Linked DNA regions of Mus musculus: region 1 is linked to region 2. A link is a loop called in an ENCODE intact Hi-C map of the cell type or tissue named here. Cell type or tissue: left cerebral cortex. All regions are shown on one strand. Links, peaks and the distances in the headings refer to the core of each region. The heading gives the core; the rest is flanking DNA.

Region 1 (5,000 bases), core at 1-5,000, 400 kb after region 2:
GCAGGAGGATCCCTGTGAGTGGAAACCAGTCTGGTGTGTACCTAGTAAGTTTCAGGACAGCCAAGGCTACATAGTGAGAGATCTTGTCTCAGAAAAAGCAAATTTACAGCATGTGGTCCATACCTGTAATCTCAGCACTTGAGTTGCTTAGGCAGCAGGATCATAAGTTCAAGAGCAGCCTAGGCTACAAAATAATACTCTCTTTAAAACAAACAAACAAACAACAACAACAACAAAACAGGGCTAAAGAGATGCTACTGACTGTTCTTGCAGGCGATCTGGGTTTCCATTCTCAGCGCCACAGAGGAGCTTACAACTGTCTGTAACTCCAGCTCCAGGGGACCCAACACCCTCACAGACATGAATGCAGGTAAAACACTAGTGTAATACAAACACATAATCATAGACACACACCCACACACAAGTTGATTGGAACTCTTATATGTTAGAATTTCCCATAAGTAGCTGACACATACATCAGCTATGGACAGCTTGTTACCCTATCATCCAGAACTCAGAGCAATGGTTTGTTACTGCCCTCTCCTGTGAACCCAGCTTGCCAGTGACCCTCCCCTGGCCAGGGTCACCAGGCTGTCTTTCCCATCCTTTCTTTCAGGTAGCTTTATCTTGAGAGTTTTTAAAGCATTAGGGGTATAGTACTATAATATAAATACTGGTCACAAGACTGGAAATCTTCTACCTAGGTTTTAGATTAGTTTGAAATACAAATAGGCAGGAAGTTGACTAGATAAAATTGGAAATTATCTAAGATAAGAAAATTCACTCAAAGAATTTGACCCTTCAGGTTTTTAAAATTATATTGAGTCAGGAGGAAAAGTGTAACCAAGCAATATTTGATGATTTTAAGATAAAACGAAAAAGAAAACTCCGTTTGTAAATGAAGATTACTCGTGGCCTTTTCTTGAGGATTAAGCAACTCAGGATTACATCCCCTGCCGTCACAGTCTTTTCTAAAGCCATCTCTCAACAGGCAAGATTTCAATAGGATCTCCTCTCATCAGTTCTGATATGTGCAGGAAATACAGATTAATTCAGTAACATATAATTTTTGTTTTGTTTTTTTGAGACAAGGTTTCTCTGAGTAGCTCTGGCTGTCCAGAAACTCTCTGTTGACCAGGCTGGTCCTGAACTCAGATTCGCCTGCCCTTGCCTCCTGTGTGCTAGGATTAGTGTGTGCCACCACCAACCAGCTATTTTACATGTTTTAAAAAAAAAGTTTCACATGGTCCAAACTTCCCTCAAACTCTCTATGTTGCTGGGATGACCTTGAACTTTGGAATCCTCCTGCCTCTACCTCTCAAATGCTGGAATTACAGGCACCATACCTAGTCTTATGCAGTACTGAGGATCACTTTATATAAAGTGCTAGGGTTTCATGCATGGTTGGCAAATCTACCCACTGTGTTACATCTCCAGCCTCAATAAATATAATTTTAATATAATTCACTGAAAATTAAGCATCCCTCAGCCACAATATTTGCCCTTAGAGTCCGTGCATTAGTGAATTGTGCTGTAGATGGAATTCAAGCAGTTTATTCTCTACCTGCCTGCCTCACCAAAGAAAGCAAGTATGCTTTAAAGCATCTTCTGTAAGGCTGCAAGTGGAGCCCAGTGTAGAGCACATACCTGGCATGGATGAGGCCCAGGGCTCACCCCCAGCTCTGTGGTGTCTGTCCTGAATGGACCGTGCCTCTGGAACGAATGAACATCCATGTTCCTATGGAACAAGAAATGCTGGGAAGCCCAGGAGGCCCTCTGGCTGTGAGTTTCCCTGAGGCACATTCCAGGAAGGCATTCCCTACCCAGGTGCTGCAGTCACTGCCAACCTCTCCAGGTGCACCAGCATCAAAGCTGGAGGAACAAGCACTCCCAGTCAGGACATCCCTGAACTCACACTCCCACAGGGACTCTCTGATATGCTGGAGCCCTGGCTGAAAGCAAGGTTAAAAACATCAGAGGCTCTCTTTATTTCGTCCTCTAGGAATGGAATTTGTGAAGAAGCCTAGGGTACCACTGGGGCAGAAACACTAGTACCTGCTCAGAAAGTCTCTGAGCTACTGCCCTAGGGAGCTTAATGGAAGAGAACAAACTTGCCACCTAGGCTTCTGCAGGGCCATGGCTGTTCTGAGGTTGGGACTACAGAGATTCAGTGACTTATGTACGATGCAGTGATAGAGCACTTGCTTGGCATAAACAAAGCCTGGGCTTGACCCCCCCACACACACACAGCCCGCGCTATCTAGAAGAAAAAGAGACACTGAACCTCACTGGTCACTTGGGATCACTGACTGTAAAACAATGAGGTGGTCCTCAGGCAACTTTCTGATTGTTCAGCCTCAGTTAGTTTTTAAGGAAGCTGCCCATAGGGCAAGGACAAATTCTATAGCACCGTACCCAGGATTCCAGGGTTTCTTAAACTACCAAGGAAAATACTTTATCCCCAATATCACCGAATTTTGACTTGCTGGTCCTAAGTTCAGGGAATTGGCTTAAAAAGCAACGGGGTGACACTGCCCTCTAGTGGTCCAGTAAAGTATTTGCCCGTTGGGTTTGTGCACCTGTCAGCACAGGTTATTTCTGTGGAAAGCATTTGGATTTATTCTCATACTCTTGGGCCCATGGTGATGTGACTTCTGAGCACTGGCTGAAATTGCCCATCCGTTAGCTGTTTTGGGAATTTGCTTTGTTTTCCCTGTATTTTTTTTAGAGTGGCTGTCTCTGTTACAAGAGTTCAAGTCCTAAAAGCAAGGATCAATCTCGTGTCTCTTCTGAAGCCTCAACTCTGTTGTTCACTTAGCTGGAGATAAAATTAGAAAGTTCATTGAGGTAGAAAGGAATCTTTTCTCCCTCCCTGCCCCAACAACAAAAAAATTCTATCACTTCTCATTTGTTTCTAAGCCTTCTTGTCTTGTTCCTCTGACCTCTAGTTTTCCAGCTGGTAGGATTATCTGAGTCCCTGAGAGCTTACAGAACTCAGCTTCCTGGGCCTGCCTCCAGCCCCACTGAACCAGTCTCTGTGGTTGGAGCCAGGAAATCTGCTTTACAAACTTCCCAAGTGGTTTTTGATGTGCAGCCTAGCTTGGCAGCCAACTGCTCTAAATCCCCACTTATTGTTTATTATAACTCCCCCCCCCCCAGACTCCAGAGGTCTTCATCTTGTGTCACAAGTTAAAAGTGACCATCTTGAGATTCATTCAGAAATAGTCAACATGCTATCTTAACTGGATGGCATGGGAAGGAAGAAAGGACCACAAGAGACAAACCAAAAGCATTTACTCTGGTTGCCAGGGGCAGCATGTTTATAGCAGAAATACCAAACCAATACCGCTGTGCTGGCTGGGCAGGCTGCCCATCTATAGTCTTGTTTTTAATGTTCCAGCTAGATCGGGGGTCGGGGAGAGACAGGCTTCTGCAGGAGCCAGTGACTCATTCCCACCCATTCTAAGTCTTCAGGCTCTTAGGAAGAGAGGACAAAGTAGGTGGCATTGTCTCCTGTTTTGCAGATGAGAATGCCAGAGCTTAGGGAAGAGGATCAACTTGCTCAGGGGCACAGACATTGCTTGTTGTCCCGTTGTGCATTCTGAAGCCATGCCTGATTTATAAGGCCAGTGTTGGCAGTCAGAGGACAGAGTTGCTAACCTGCTCTTTTTCACTCCACCAGGCCAAGAGAGCAGTTCAGCGGGGAGCTACTGCAGTTATCTTTGATGTATCTGAAAATCCAGAAGCCATCGACCAGGTAAACCACCACTACAGCCAGTCCTACCATCTGCCGAAGAGGCATTTGCTTTGGCCATCTTGAGTGGCAGTGTTTTGACACCCTTGTCTAAGATCCTTGTACTTGTCTGCTGAAGTACTCTGTCTGTGTTTGAGTATCAGGTATGATACCTGAGAGAGGCATATGGAAAGGAGTTGTGGGTGGAGGGTTAGGCATGAGGGACATTTTCAGAGTTTCTGGGTTTTGGGGTAGCTCAGCCCATCTTAAAACAAGTATAGCATCCTATCCTAGCCTTTCTGGAAACCCCAAGGCTATAATTCTTGAAGACTTCAAGGATTCCCAAATAGAGATGTAGCATTCTTTTCTTCCTCTCGTGTGTGTGTGTGTGTGTGTGTGTGTGTGTGTGCGTGCGTGTGTGCGTGTGCTTGCCCTTGCATGTACAAACCAAGAGCTCTACCCCTGAGCCCCATTCCAAATCCTCTTCTTAGATAAGCATGTCTTTAACTGTGCCGCTCTTCTTTGTCAGCTAAACCAAGGCTCAGAAGACCCTCTTAAGAGGCCAGTGGTGTATGTGAAGGGTGCAGATGCTATCAAGCTGATGAACATTGTCAACAAGCAGAAAGTAGCTCGAGCAAGGATCCAGCACCTCCCTCCTCGAGTGAGTGGCAGCCTCTGTGTTGTCCTGTCTGTGCTTTTGTTTCCTTTGAGCTTTCAGCCTTCTCATCCCTGTATCTACAATGCTGGTGTAATGTAGGTTCCTACAGGGTGAGCTCAACTATGGCACAGGAGGACAGAGAGATTTTCACCCATGTTTCTTTATTTGTAAAACTGTGTAAAAGCTTATGGAAACAGACACTGTATGCTATAAAGTCTGGTTTCTCCAACCTGGCATAGCCCCTTTGCAGTTCATTCTTTTAAGGAACAAGCCGAGAAAAATGAAGGATGACACTGTAGCACTTGGCTTTCTTTGTTTCCTTTTCTCCATCTGATCTAGAGATGAGAAAAAACCTATACTTCCTCCTTTCAATCATATAGATTACTCACTTGAAATTCCCTGACTCACAAATAAGAATGTTAAGAATTACTCAAAACATTAGAAATTACTCAGGCCTCATACTGACATTTTGGTGACAAGTAGTGGCCAGACGCCTCTTCAGTGTGCTGAAGCAGTATTACTGCCCACTGATACTTCACCCCAAGAAAAGAAACCAGGGAAGCATGCAGAACTGACGTCATCTCCTCAGCCTTGGACTAAAGCATTCTA
Region 2 (8,248 bases), core at 1,972-6,971:
TAGCTTCTTAAAAAACAAAGAAGGGGAGGAATTATATCCCCATGCACATTATTTAAATCATATTTTTATTTTAAGAATTTTGAAATTTGGATGTCAAAGAACTTAATAAATGCCTTATTAAAACTAGACATAATCATGTCTAGGTGAGATGAAAAGGATCTACTTATTGGCATATGGCTTGATCCTGAACAGCTACCCTATTGGGGGAAGGGGAAAGCTTAGGTTCTCTCCACAGAATGCTGCAGAAGCATGACAACTGTCAGAAGGATTCGTGTGACAAGCTGACCTGTGAGTTCGCTGAGTGCCCTGACTGTGGTGACAAGAAAGATGAATTGGGTATATGTTTTGACCCACCTTTGCTTGCCTTTGTCCCAGATTGGACAAGCTAAGGTGCCTTGCTTCAAGTTTTTTAATCTTATGGGGCATAGAACGTTAAAGACCGTGGAATCTGACTTAGAAAGATTAGTCTTAAGAAAGAGTTATAATGATTCTTCTCTTTCCTTCAATGTGACCATTTATTCTATCTCAATCTTGGACTGGTCTAGTAATAATTCCAATATTAGAGATTCCTATTGAAGATAGCTAAAAATCTTAATTACCTAGCAAAGTTAATTTGGAGCACAGCCTCCACCTTCAGAGAATCTCTGGCCTTTCTGCTAATTCTCAAAACCAGCTCCCCCACACCGCTCCCCCACTCGGGAGGCCAGAGTCTGAGCGTGATTGTTGCTAATTTGCAACTGAATAAAGTACCTGGGCTTCCACAAAGAAGCTTTTATCCTGTTGCTTTTCACTGCCTCAACTTTGTTCTTCAAGCAGGTCAGTCAACACCTCACAGTCTGATTTCAGCAAGTGTGCAGCCTCGCCTCCAGCAAGTGAGGGTGGCAGAAATTCATCAATATGAAGAAGCATATTCAATACATATTGTGGCTTTGGTCTGATTTGGGAATAAGGTGTGCTATGAGGGCCAGTTAGTCAATGACGGGCAACTAGATTTCAGAGCCATATCAATCTAAGACAGAGGTATATGCCAAGAGGCCCTGGTTTATTAATAATACACCACAGAGCCATGTTTGTGCAAAATAAACACAAACAAGCTGCATATAACCTCTTTGACGGATCTGAATGGTTCGGGAAAATCTGAGAATTCCTAAGACAGGCATGGCCGCCAGCCACCTTTACTCCCAGGCAGGACTATGGAGCATAAATAAATTTTATGCCTCGGTCCGGCTATTTTTATTATATAATCAGGGAGGAATTGTAGGCTCCCCCAGCCTGAAGCAGGCTGGTCCAGACCTTGACCTTGCTGCCACTAAGAAGGAGATTACCTAGGGTGGAGCCTTCCGACCTAGATGGCTCTGTTGTTCTGTCACCTGCCACTGCTCTCCTCCAAGACACTGCTACCTGCTGAGAGGCCCCTGAGATATTCCGGAGGCACATCCTATCCTGCATGTCACCTGCAGGCTGGCTCCAGACACCAAGAATGGACTGGTGTGTGTGTGGGGGGGGGGGGCTTCCCCCTTTATAAGCACAGTTTTTGAGTAAAATCGCGGGCCTTGACCAGTACCTTTGTCTTGGCTCCATTTTCTCTCTCGACTGTCTAGTTTCTCTCTTTTCATCCCCAGCCTACCTCCCAGGTGTACCCAGTCCTTGTAAATTGCAGACCGGCATACAACAAAGGTGGGAGCATGGCAGTCTCCAAGCAGGCATGGCACAGGCAGAGCTAAGAGTTCTATGTCTTCATCCAAAGGCTGCTATTGGAAGACTGACTTCCAGGCAACTGGGTTGAGAGTCTTAAGCCCACACCCACAGTGACACACCTATTCCAACCAGGTCACAGGTGCAGATGGTGCCACTCCCTGGTCCAAGAATATACAAACCATTACACAGGGTTTCTCTGTGTAGTCCTGGAACTCACTCTGTAGACCAGGCTGGTCTCGAACTCAGAAATCTGCCTGCCTCTACCTCTGCCTCCCGAGTGCTGTGATTAAAGGCGTGTACTACCACTGCCTGGCTCTGTTTTATATTGTTTTTTATTTTAAGCGTATGGGTGTTTTTGCCTCTATGCATGTCTGTGCACTGTTGTAATTTCCAACCCCAATAAAAATACACAATCCAATTATTATAATTATAAGCTATATGCCTAGGTTGGGCAGATCTAACACTGTACCATATGAGTTTTCAGTTCCCACAGAGGCCAGGGGAGGGTTTTGGATTCCCTGGAACTGGAGTTAGAAGTGATTGTGAGCTGCCACGCGGGTGCTGGGAATTGAACCTGGGTCCTCTTGAAAGAGCAGTTAACATTCTTTGCCAGGCAGCCCTCTCTTCAGAGTTTTTTCCCCATGGGAATATGGGTGCCTTACCATTGTCCACAGTGCTGAAGATGTTTGTCCTTCCATCAACCGTTAATGGTGTATAAATCCTCAGGGAGGAATAGGATCCCACAGGCCCCTACTTCTTCCCATGATGGTGTTTAGGCTCAGCCGTCAGTTCCGCGGGTTTAGGAGTGCAACAGTCAGCCCAAGCTCTGTGCTGGGATCGGCGTCTTCCCTTCTGTTCTTCTTTTCTCTAAGCCTCGGAGGGAGAGGAGCAGATGCTCCATTTATGGCTAAGTTTTTACCCATCGTTTATTCCAGAACTTTGACCAGTTTTGACCAGCTGTGACCAGTCTCTGCAGCCTCTGCTGAGTGCTGCAAAATACATACAACCCAGCTTCTCTGACCCATGCTGATATCTCTGATCTCTGGGACAGATGTAAACTTTCAGAAGGACATGTTTAACGACATGTCCAAATTCTGCAGTAACCTCTCATGCCTAGAAATCCACTCAACTGCCCATGGTGTCCAATTGTATACTTGATTTTTTTTTTCTAGTTTTCAGTCAGGAAGCCCAAGAATTCCATGGCTGTGGCATTGTCCCCAACTCACATACACACTGGCTCAGGACTTCTCACTAGGGCTCTTCAGCTCCCACAATGCCCTACTGACAAACTTGGGTCTCCAGGGATGCTATTGTTGCTCACGGGGTTTATTCAAATGGTTTTTGATCATTGCAGATCAAGGCAGAGCGTTCCTCCACTAACTTGGATGAATTATGGAAGTACTGGCAGGACTTGGTGAGTTCATGCTTAAAAAATAATTGTAAGATTCTATTTTAATTATGAATATGTTTGTATGTGGCTAGTCTATGTGCAGGTGCCTGAAGAAGCGTCGACCCCTGGAACGGGGTTATAGGCAGTGGGAAGTGAGTGGTAAAACTAACTGCCTCACTTATGGGAGCATTTCTGAATCAGCAGAATCAGCAGAGCCATCTAGGGCCTCACTGTTTTGGGTTTTTAGCCATGTCGCTCCCCGGGGAGACCCTGTTACCCTCTCATTCTCCCCAGATGCTGTCACCACAGGATTTACAGGATTTCATCAGGCTCTGCCCAGGAAGTCTCTATTCCCAGTTTCCAAATGAGCTGCCTGTGTGGGGCAGTGGGCTGCACACAAACACCCTGGTCTCCAGTTGAGCTGAGGTCTTGAACCCGGGTGGGATCCGGTGGGTGGTGATTTCCACCTACATGGGCGTTTGATCTTGTCTCCAGGATCCCTGGCTCCTGTCAAAGTTACCGCCCCCACAGTCCCACCCCACCCCCAGGAGAGGTGTGTGGCTATCAGTCATGTAGCTAACAGCACCAAGCCTTCTCACATGCAAATAATGTTCCCCCCAAACTCTCAGTTCAAGCCAGTGATAGATACCTGCTGTCGAACCCTGAATCACCCCTAAAACTGTATATAAATCTTATCCAGGGAATTAAAGGTGTGCGAGAACTACTCCTTCATCTGAGTCTTTTGTTCCAAGAGCTGTAACACATGGAAAGAGAGATCTTCTCTCCCAGAGAGCCACCTGAGGTCCTCACTCTCATGGGCCCAGCCCCACCCGACTCAGTTCAGAGCAGCTCAGAGTTACCATGAGACCTGGAAGGCGCGGCAGAGACTTCGTCTCCCTGCCTGCACTTGCTTTCCTTCTCTGGAACCCTCGCATCAGGCCTGGACAGAGATATCCATGGAAAACATCTGGTACCCAGGCCCACATGCCTGGACGGTTCTGAGCAACTATAGGTGGCGCTACTGCTCTTCTGGAAAAGCAAACTGCAGCTTTAGCAGACCTCTATTAACAATAGAGAGCTACTGGACTCTGAGGGACATGGCTGTGTTCTGAGTTAAAACTATATCTCTTGGGGCTGGAGAGATGGCTTGAAGGGTAAAGAGCAATTCCCAGAACTCACATGGAGGCTCACCACTATCTGCAACCCCACTTCTAGATCCAAGGGACAAGGAACCCTCCCCTGACCTCCACAGGCACCAGGCACAGAGACAGTGCTCAAACATCTGTATGGGCAAAACACTCACACTCTAAATAAAAGAGAAGGAAATCGTAAAGATGACAGCCACAGCAGGCTCCACATGACAGTGACGTTCCAAGTGGTCGCAGCAAGACTGGTACTCCAGGTTCTGGAATGGGGGAATCACCTTTCCTGGTTCCCTAGAGGTTTCTGCAGTTGGCTGGCTTTCTGCTGAATAACTTGCCCCAGGAGCCACCAGGAAAATCGGTTGTTACCAGACTTCCCTGAGACTGTTAGGGGATGACAGTAATCAGCTGTGCCAGGACAGACAAAACAAACAAACAAACAAACAAACAACAACAACAACTGGAGCCTAAACCCTTCAAGTATCTGCACAGTCCACCTGAAACTGGGATAAAGTTAGCGTTTGACACTGAGTGAGCATTTGTTTTAGAATGGCAGCCTCTAGGGAGAGGAGGAAATGGGCTGATTTGGTGATCAGAGAGAATGATAGTGGTTCCTGAGCCCGTTCTGTGACAGTACTAAAGCCACTGAGGGTGGGGCATGCATGCTTTTCCTGTAGGTCTACACATCCCTTCACACTGACCTGAAGAGGAAACTTCTAGTTTCTTTGTACAGTCACTTGTGTTAAATGATGTTTTGCCGGGGCACGCAGGTAAAAGGATGCTTTGCTAAAGCAAACAGGAACAGAGGCCAGATGTTTAGAAAGAATATAATTATGACCCCACAGACAGTGGCAGCTTGAGTATCGGTTTGCTTTGCTTTGCCTCGGAAGTCTTTGTTGAGTATAGGCTCATATTGGCTCATCTTATATTTCACTGCTTAGCTGTGGTGGCATCATAAAGAGACACTCACTAAAGAACTTCTTGTGAGGTTTCTGTGGCTTCTTGCTGTTTCTGAGGACTTAGGCAGATTGGCCAGCCTTGAGGTGTCTTCTGAATTGAACTGCCATTGTTGATTTGTGTGTGGTCTTTGCAGAGTGCACTGGAATGCAGCTGCTGATTTGTGTTTGGTGTTTGCTGGTGGACTGGACTAAGAATAATGCAGATTGAATTTGCTCCAAAGAACTGTTTCTAAACAGGTTCACTAGATAGGTCCATTTCCCCTGTATCCTAATAGCCTTTCTTTTCCACTAAGTCTGGTGGGTGGTGGCCTAGAGGGGAGGTTGAACCCTTATTAAGGTAACCCTTATTAAGGTAGGTTGTGAAAAGCATACGCCTACTCCTATATGCCTACATCGATACACTGACACCTATACACCTGAGACATCAGATTCTGAGTTCAGGCTCCATCTTAGAGAATCTGACTTAAGGCTGAACTTGTTGATTTAAAACACTGATGCTAGCACCGGTTTCCAGATGACTCCCCAACAAGCCAGCTTCTGGCACCGGTTTCCAGATGACTCCCCAACAAGCCAGCGCCTGGCACCAGTTTCCAGGTTACAAGCCTGCACCTGGCATTTCACTCTAACAATCACCAATCAGGAGGAAAGTAGAAGTTAAGTTTATGGTTTGACTTCCAGTAATAGCCAATTATGTTAAAGGACAACAAAAGTCCTTAATGGACCCCCAATCAGATTGTAGCAGTCTAGAAACTCCCTTGCTTGCTTACCATTGTCTATAAAACCTTGTCCTGCCAAGCTCGGGAGAGCTCGGGACGTCACCTTCCTCCTCTGCTGAGTCAGAGACGGTGTGGCTCACGCTTGAGCTTGTAATAGACGTTAGTGGGATTGCATGGCAATCAGCTCCTTGGTGGTCTTTTGGGGATTGAAAATATGAAAAGGGCACAGCACATTGACACCTATGCGCTGATACCTGTATGCCAACCATGGAGTTATTTTGATGATTTTGTGAATTGCTTTTCCCTTCCTCTGTGTGTTTCTTTCCCGTGTCATAAGCATGTCTTTATCCAAGCTAGAAAACTTGTCAATGACAGGGACCCTCCAACTGACGATACCAAAGATCCCAATCCAGGAAAGTCTGCTGGTGTCAGAACACGCGGCGTGGGGAGGGAGGGGGGCAGGACACGGACTGTCATTCCCTGTCCATTGCCCTTCAAGTAGCAGACCCCAAATAGTTACACATGTTAACAATTCCAATTAATAAAATGGAGAAGTAGTTTAGTAAAGGCCATATTTAGAAAGCGTTATAGTACTAATCAGGTTAGCTACATGAGAACATTAGAGGGTAAAAGGCCACAGAAATCCAGACTGAAAAGGGGAAGAAGCCAAGGCCTCCTCGAACAGCAGTTCAAGTGCACATTCATTTCCCAACTCCGAGTCAGCTGTGAGGTCTGCACCCTGCAGCAGAGACAAACCAACGAGCTTTGCTATTTCCCTGGACTCTCTTTGGCTTGCTCACCCGGCTCTGTTCTCACGGGCTGGGCCAGGCTACCCTCTTCTGCATGGCGGTGCTGACGTCCAAGCATCCCTCCTCCAGGAGCCGTCGCTGAGCTCCCCGTGTGGCTAGCTGAGATTCCATGTTTTTAATTCTGAGATCCATCTGGCTTATCATTGCTGCATCATTGGTGTCTCTTAAATTTTCGATGTTGTTTTGATCTCTTGCTTGGATCTAAAGCAAAAAAAGTCCAAAAGTCCAAATAGTTAACCCTCAGGTGATTATCTTACTCTTGTTCCTTTGGTCGGGAATCATCAGCTCCTGCGCTCTTGTATGTATGTTAAATAAGATGGCGGGATTTACATTTTTATTACTAATGTCAATTACATTTAAAACATAAAGCCAGGCATGATGGTATGTGGAGGCAACGGCAGGTAAGTCTCTGTGAATTTGAGGCCAGTCGGGTCTATATAATGAACAAAACAAACCACTGCAACCTGATTAAAAACATATGTAGCAGAAGATGGCCTAGTCGGCCATCATTGGGAAGAGAGGCCCCTTGGTTTAGCAAACTTTATATGCCCCAGTACAGGAGAACACCAGGGCCAAGAAGCGGGAGTGGGTGGGTTAGGGGAGTGGGGGGAGGGTATGGGGGGCTTTTGGGATAGCATTGGAAATGTAAATGAAGAAAATACCTAATTAAAAAAAACATTTAAAACATAAAGCACTGTATTGCTTTCCTTTGAGTGGTGCTGGGGTTGACCCCAGGCCCTCCGTGTGCTACCTCAGCCGGAATCACTCTCAGGCTAGCCCGCAGGTATTTCCATAACTCACAGAACAGAAGAATCAATTAAAATTAAAAACATTTAACTGTAACTAAAGAAATATTTAAAAATATGTTTTAACTTTCATATAGAAGTTTTGCCTTAAAATTCAAACGGTTGTCTACAATATTGTGGAAGAGCAATCTTTTGTCAGTTTGATGTTAACCTCGCCATCACACCTGGGAAGACCTCACTTGCGGAACTAAGTACCTCCATCAGACTGGCCTGTGGACAAGCATAGAAGGCATTTCCTTGGTTTTGATTGGTGGGGGAGGACCCAGCCCAGCCCACTGTGGGAGGTTCCACCCCTCGGCAGGCTGAGCGCTCAGGGGGATGCAGGCTTCTGCTTCAACACTTTCTGCCCTGCTTGATGTGAGTTTCCTCCTCTCAGTGATGGTCTGTGAGAAGGACATGTAAGCCTATCATAAAACCTTCCTTCCTGTCTTAGGGCTGCTATTGCTAGGATGAAGCACCGTGACCAAAAGTAAGAGGGGAGGGAAGGACTTACTGGGCTGACATTTCCACGTCCTAGTGCATCACTGAAGTAAGTCAAGCCAGGTACCTGGAGGTGGGAGCTGATGCAGAGGGCCTGGAGGGTGCTGTTTGTTGGTTTGTTCGGCCTGTTTTCTTCTAGAACCCCAAACGACCAGCCCAGGGATGGCCTCACCCACCATGGGCTGGGCCCCTCCCCCATCAATCACTAATTATGAAAGCCAGATCTCATGGAGGCATCTTCTTTCTGT

Evidence for each region. Peaks named below come from ENCODE experiments on the same cell type or tissue, not always from the same donor. Only the 100,000 strongest peaks of a DNase experiment are listed, where the experiment ranks them.
Region 1: a loop joins it to region 2, with 2.6 times the contacts of the local background. A loop is called at or near these places in 6 of 42 quality-filtered maps.

Annotation. Positions count from the first base shown.
Region 1 is chr11:5,288,420-5,293,419 of GRCm38, reverse strand. It overlaps Znrf3 (zinc and ring finger 3), which reads left to right. Exons shown (of 9, transcript NM_001080924.2): 3 at 3,683-3,757; 4 at 4,263-4,394. Among named protein-coding and RNA genes, the nearest start is that of Kremen1, 29 kb to the right of the region's middle. In left cerebral cortex, for the core only: a CTCF peak has its summit at 2,540 (motif pointing left); DNase peaks (open chromatin) are centred at 2,532, 3,018 and 3,446; H3K27ac peaks cover 258 bases.
Region 2 is chr11:5,687,807-5,696,054 of GRCm38, reverse strand. Ankrd36 (ankyrin repeat domain 36) reads right to left here. Exons shown (of 27, transcript NM_023816.3): 27 at 6,438-6,915. The coding sequence ends at 6,718. Among named protein-coding and RNA genes, the nearest start is that of Mrps24, 16 kb to the left of the region's middle. In left cerebral cortex, for the core only: a CTCF peak has its summit at 4,098; a DNase peak (open chromatin) is centred at 4,103.